2 separate regions of the Homo sapiens genome follow, and region 1 is linked to region 2. Evidence: chromatin contacts called from ENCODE Hi-C or POLR2A ChIA-PET data. All regions are on one chromosome and are shown on one strand. The core of a region is the stretch at or near the end of the contact, and the rest is flanking DNA. Distances in the headings are between cores, read along the strand shown. Region 1 has its middle 16 kb from the start of DHX8. Region 2 has its middle 20 kb from the start of ARL4D.

Evidence for each region. Hi-C counts contacts between places; a loop is a spot of excess contacts on that map. ChIA-PET counts read pairs that join two places held with the same protein, here RNA polymerase II (POLR2A). Pooled maps may share reads with other maps.
Region 1: a loop to region 2 is called in a map of left ventricle myocardium inferior, with 2.8 times the contacts of the local background. The contact joins two enhancer-like sites. A Hi-C loop is called at or near these places in 35 of 168 maps with a recorded cell type or tissue (Calu3, GM12878, GM13977 and 22 more), 3 of 37 single-sample maps with no recorded cell type and 12 of 50 pooled maps. POLR2A ChIA-PET finds 5 or more read pairs at or near these places in 17 of 52 experiments (A549, A673, AG04449 and 14 more).

The regions. Positions count from the first base shown.
Region 1 is chr17:43,466,908-43,469,963 of GRCh38, reverse strand. No RefSeq gene overlaps it. Among named protein-coding and RNA genes, the nearest start is that of DHX8, 16 kb to the left of the region's middle. Within about 2 kb of position 1,648, at least 5 of the 41 ENCODE cell types and tissues checked have a DNase peak (open chromatin) inside an H3K27ac peak, as active enhancers do; they include PC-3, PC-9, left ventricle myocardium inferior and 1 more, where a contact is called at or near this core.
Region 2 is chr17:43,417,163-43,420,532 of GRCh38, reverse strand. No RefSeq gene overlaps it. Among named protein-coding and RNA genes, the nearest start is that of ARL4D, 20 kb to the right of the region's middle. RefSeq lists an enhancer at 1,137-1,948. Within about 2 kb of position 1,537, at least 22 of the 41 ENCODE cell types and tissues checked have a DNase peak (open chromatin) inside an H3K27ac peak, as active enhancers do; they include PC-3, PC-9, left ventricle myocardium inferior and 1 more, where a contact is called at or near this core.

The DNA of each region.
Region 1 (3,056 bases), core at 399-2,898, 49 kb before region 2:
GCTGGAGTGCAGCGGCATGATCACAGCTCACTGCAGCCTTGGACTCCTGGGCTCAAGCAACCCTCCCACCTCGGTCTCCCAAAGCACTGGAATCACAAGGAAAAACCACCACACTCAGTCCCAGGATTTTTGAAACTGGAATTGAGGGAAGAAACCAGGCCTTCTTTGATAGTGAAGCTAGATCCATGAGATACGAGAGATACCAAAAGCCATGATCCCCTCTCTGGGGAAAAAGCTGGACTGAAAGAATAAAGCCAACATGTGGGGAGGGGAACAAACAAAACCAGGAGAAAGTATCCTGGAGACATTTTAGTCCTCATTCCAGTTATCCCTTATTCTAGATGCCCTACGATCCTACCACTACATTCTCCTTTTTGCCCAAGCTGAGTCAAGCCATCTTTATATAACTAGTAACTGGCAGAGCAAAGAGGCCTGGATGGGTAAGTCTGACTCCTGAGCCCATGCTGTTTTCGCTGCAGGAGACCAAGTTTCATCTAATCACTCAGATCTTATCCCTGACAACATGGGAATCAACAGCACAAAGGTACCAAACCCAGCCCTTCAACTTCACGTGACTCATACCCACTTTAGCCTCAATCTTCTACAGAATGTGGGAAGCTGGTGTCCTCACTGGTGTTGTACATTTCAAGATGACACATGCATCTAGGGGCATGGGTTCAGAAGGAAATACTACACTCCCAGCTGTGTGTCTACACCGAACTTAGATGGGGTATGGTGAATAATCAGCCGCACAAAGCCACACCCAGGCAAGCTTGTACATACTTGAAAGAGTAAGAGAATGTGGAAAATCTGAATTAAGGCAAAGGTAACAGGCCTCTACATGGTTATATTCTTTGCTGCTCCCAATATACTTTCCCATGTTGTCTTGTTTTGAGTCTTATGGCAATCCTGGAGGGACAAAGAGCAGGTATAGTATCAACTACATTTTACAGAAAAGAAAACTATGAAAAAACAGTTGCCACAGTGCCAGGGCAGAGCAGATGCTCAGTAAACTCCTTCCTCCATTCCATGCGGTTTGGATGCTCAGTGACCATATGATGCATGAACAAATGTGGCTCAGTGGCATGAAGTGACTCATCCAGTGTGACACAGCTAATAAGGGGGCAGAGGAGGCACTTAAACTTGGATTATCTCGCCCTGGGCCACACTACACAAAGCTACATCCCAAACTGTGAGCATTTCTATCCGCTTCTTGAATTCGTGGACTGCAAGTTCAGAGACCTTAATTCCCCACTGCATGAAAGAGGCTTTCTCATGCCTGCCAGCCCTGCAGAAAATTCTTCAAATAAATGCTTGCTGGCCCTTGAAATTATTAGATCTTCCAGCATTGAAATATCTTGATTCTCAAGCAAGCTGTATCAGAAACCGATGGCTCGAGCACAAAAACGCTCAAGAAAAAAAAAAAAATGAATACCACAGGAGCTAGCAAGTAATTTATGAACCAGACACGTGGCCCAGTCTCCCTTTGCTGCTCCCAGTGGTATTTGAAGCTAATTTGAGGAGGCAGCAGGACATTCCATTGCCTGAAACCCATGGAGGGGAAAACCCTGCCCTTCTATTAGTAGGCAATCCCAGCAGTAGAAAAACATGATTTCTCCTGATGAGCACATGAAGATGATTCAGGCCTGTCCTTGCTTTATTCCCTTCCCACCAAAAGAATATCAGTTCCGATATCACATGCAGAAATTAGATCAAAATGTAAGTGGGGGCGGAGGCAGTGCTGTCACTTGGGGAATCTCCCTCGGCTGAAGTTGCAGAAGCTCTCGCTGCACCCACGGGGAGACATCTGTCATTGACTTTCCTGGCACCTGACAGATGCTCCTGTTCCCTGGGCAGGCAGAATCAGCTGGGTGTGAATATCTAACTCAAATCTGTCTTGGACCATCTGAGTTCCTGGCTGGATTCCAACCAGACCCAATCCTGAGGAAATAAATAGAATAATCCTCATGGGGAGATAATTTCCTCCTTTGGACAGACTCTTCCAGGTCAACCAAGACCAGCCTGGGATCCCTGTCAGCTTTGGGAAAAATGAGAACTCAAGTGTATCCCAGGTCACAGGGTGGCTGGAGGCATTTGGTCATACAAGCAAGCAAGCAAATGAGAAAAGCAACTGAGCACCCAGTATGTGCGAGGTGCTGTGGAAGATTCAACAGTGGCGAAAAGCCTTCTTCTTTTTTTTTTTTTTTTTTTTTTTTGAGACAAGGGTCTTGCTCTGTTGCCTAGGCTGGAGTGCAGTGGCACAATCATGGCTAAGTGCAACCTCCCAGAAAAGTCTTCTTTTTTTTTTGAGACAGAGTCTTACGCTGCCACCCAAGTTGGAGTGCAGTGGTGGTTGGAGTGCACTGCAACCCTTGCCTCCTGGGCTCAAGCAATCCTCCCACTTCAGCCTCTGGAGTACCTGAGACTACAGACTACAGGTGTGCACCACCACACCTGACTAATTTTTTTTTTTTTTTTGTAAGGTCTCACTATTTTGCCCAGGCTGGTCTCGAACTCCTGGGCTCAAGTGATCCGCCCGCCTTGGCCTCCCAAAGTGCTGGGATTACAGGTGTGCACCACTGTGCCTGTCTGGGAAAAGCCTTCTTTTTATAATCTAGAGAGGAGGTAAATCACATAATGGCAATTAATTCATTTAATAGACATTCTTAGAACATCCACCAAGAACAAGTACCAGGAAAGATGAGAACATGCTGGAAAGGATTTTTTGTATCTTTTGTAGAGACAGAGCCTCACTATGTTGCCCAGGCCAGTCTCAAACTTCCGAGCTTAAGCAATCCTCCAGCCTTGGTCCCCTCAAGTGCTGGCATTACAGGCTTGAGCCACCACGCCCGGCCAGGAAAGGATTTTGAAGCAGGGCTTCTTAGGACAGCTAAACTTTGGTTGATCACTCAAACCTCAAGTGAAGACACTGGATTTTAAATCATGTCAGTCCCCCTACGTTGGTAAGCAGTCTCCAGATAATTTATTGATACTTGCCAAAATCATCAGGAGATGAACTTAGAAATCAGAAGGCCAAGTTGACCATTTATAATGAG
Region 2 (3,370 bases), core at 288-2,787:
TGGGCCACCGTGCCCAGCCAGTACCTCCATTTTGAAAATGAGAAAACTGGGCCAGGCACAGTAGCTCATGCCTGTAATCCCAGGACGTTGGGAGGCTGAGGCAGGTAGATCACGAGGTCAGGAGTTTGAGACCAGCCTGGCGAAGATGGTGAAACTCCGTCTCTATCAAAAATACAAAAACTAGGCAGGCGCAGTGACGGGCGCCTGTAATCCCAGCTACTTGGGAGGCTGAGGCAGCAGGATGGCTTGAGGCCAAAAGTTCAAGACCAGTCTGGACAATGTAGTGAGACTCCATCTCTACAAAAATAATTACTGGCCAGGCGGGTGGCTCACGCCTGTAATCCCAACACTTTGGGAGGCTGAGGCGGGTGGATCACGAGGTCAAGAGATCAAGACCATCCTGTCCAATACGGTGAAACCCCTGTCTCTACTAAAAATACAAAAAAAATTAGCTGGGTGTGGTGGTGTGTGCCTGTAGTCCTATCTACTTGGAAGGCTGAGGCAGGAGAATCGCTTGAACCCAAGAGGCAGAAGTTTTCAGTGAGCCGAGATCGCCTCACTGCACTCCAGCCTGGTGAAAGAGCAAGATTTTCTGTCTCAAACAAACAAACAAACAAACAAACAAACAAACAAACAAAAAAAAACACCACCACTATTATTAGGCCAGCGCAGTGGCTCACGCCTGTAATCCCAGCACTGTGAGGCTGAGGCGGGCGGATCACGAGGTCAGGAGGTCGAGACTATCCTGGCTAACACAGTGAAACCCCATCTGTACCGAAAATACAAAAAATTAGCCGGCCGGTGGTGGTGGGCGCCTGTAGTCCCAGCTACTCAGGAGGCTGAGGCGGGAGAATGGCGTGAACCCAGGGGGCGGAGCTTGCAGTAAGCCAAGATCGCGCCACTGCACTCCAGCCTGGGAGACAGCGAGACTCTGTCTCAAAAAAACAAAACAAAACAAAACAAAAAAACAGGCTAAGGGATTTTGCTCAAAGTCCCACAGCCAGTAGGCAACAAAAACAGATTCAAAGTCAGGCAGGTTCGGCTCCAGAAGCCACACACTGGACCTCCAGGCTGTTCTGCCTTCCAGTAACTCCCTCACAAAGTTCTCATGAGCATCAAATGAGAGAAAGTGTATCAAAGCACTTTGTAAGCCACAAAGCACTGTGCACAAGTTAGAGCTGATAATGTGGCTGGACAGGACCTGCTGAGACGGTGACTGTGCGGAAAGCCACCCTCAGTCTCCTACCCTCACCACCAAGCCCGGCGTCCCTCTCTCTGCTGCCCCTCAGCTCTGAGGTTACCCAGGATGCTCCTGATGTGAGTTTTGGGGGCTGGGAGAAGTGCAAAATAATGCATTCAGCTCCTTTCCTGGTGGCTCAGATGCCTCTCAGAGACAGCCTGGAATGCTAACTCGCTCTTCAGCCGTATTTTTATTTTGGGCTCATCATCTGGTAGGGAAGACAAGCCCTGTAGGCAGAGTGGTGACTAAGGCTGGTGATTCACACGCCCTGCCGGCCTCCTGTGTGCAGCAGCAACCCTCAGCGGGGAGACTGCAGAACGTGTCCCTGCCCGCCTGCAGTGGGGACGAGGGCTGAGAGCTGGGGAAACTAGGACTTCCCTTCAGACAGAGCAGATGGTTGCCGCTTAATGAAGACGCGCTATGGTCACACACAGCAACCCCCTCCCCACACACACACACGCGCACATGCAAGAAACAGGCTCCTGCCTCAAAAAGGGCCTTGTCAGGCCTTTAGAAGAGGGCACTTGATAGTTATTTGTTGACTGAATCAGTGGATAGATGGAAGGGTAATTAGCAGCTCATATTTGCACAGCACTTTCCAGTTTACAAAGCATTATCACATAAACGAGCTCATGTAATCCTCCCAACAGAATGGTGAGGTGAGTGTCACCACTATCCCAATTATATAGATGACAAAACTGAGGCTCAGAGAACTGATGTCAATTGTTCACAGCAGATCCAGGCATTTACTGAATGAATGAATGAGGTGGTAAGCCAGGGTCTGAAATCACATTGTCTTCTCCAAATTCCATATTCTCTACCATGGCTGCTGCTGCTGTCTTTATGAAGAGTTAAACAGAGTCTCCTCTCAGGAACTGATGTTGGAGGTAGTTGTAAGTACAAGACCGTACAGAAATCACTCCCAGAGCCCCAACATCACCTTCTTTCCATGGACGGAGTGACCTGTTCTCCTCCAAGCCTGCCAAGCCTTTCCTCTCACAACCATCCCAGCCCACTTGTAACACATCTCCTTACAAGCCCATGCCCCGTATACTGTGAGCCCCAGGAGGAGCACTGGGCCTTATTCATCTGTGTCCCCAGTGTCTGGCATCACCCAGGTACTGAATGAATGAATGAGGTATGTGGCAGATTATCTTTTCCTATGTTCTCCAAAACAAGGAAACAGCAATAGCTTGACCCCCAAGATTCTGCCCAGTGGCTTGGTATCAAGGGAATGTACTGGGCCAGTTTTGAAAATCCATAATCTCTCCCTCTCTCATTGCCTCTCTCTCTCAGAAGGCTTGCCAATGCTCAGAAGGAGGCTAAATATCAACAGGGTTATCCCAACCCCCGGAGAGCAAAAGGGGACAAGCACATCTCAGCTGCTGTGCCCCAGGCAGCCCCAAAGAGGAGCTAAATTTTCTTTCTCCCTCTAAAAGGGCCTACATAGCAATGCTTCCACCCACATCTTGGCTCTCCCACACCCCGCTTTTCTGCCTCCCTGCAGACAGCCCGCTCTGCCACACTCCCACCCAGCCCTCTGCTATCAGAGCTCTGAACACCCAAAAAGGAAAAACGATTTGTGCTGAGCGCGAAGACAGAGCCAGGGAGGAAGGGAAGGGCTGCTCGCTGCCAGCTGACGTTCTGCAGACTGAGCTGCCTGTGTCTGTGCCAAGGGTGTGGCCACCGGCGAATTCTGAGAGAGATGAGGGAAGGAGAGAGAGAAAAATGTACTGATTTCCACAGCACATCTTGAGTCCTATCTTAAACTGTACTGAATTGACTGTCCTATGAGAGAGAATGAGATCAAAGGCCCGTAGATTATAGAGAACTACCAGCCATACATTCACTCAACAAACATTTACTGGGCACACTACATGCCAGGCAAAACATGCAGCGCAAGGAATGCAGATGTGAAAGACAGCACACCTGTCCTGGAATATCTCACATTTGAGTGGGAGAGACACACAAGGAAACAGGCAACTGTAATACAGCGTAATCAGTACTAAAGAAGAGACAAGCACTGGACACAGTGAGAGGCCAGAGGAGGGGGAGCTCACTCAGACTCAGGAGCAGAGGGGCAGTCAGAGAGTCTGCCTGGAGGAGGTGACATCTAACACACTGAATCGT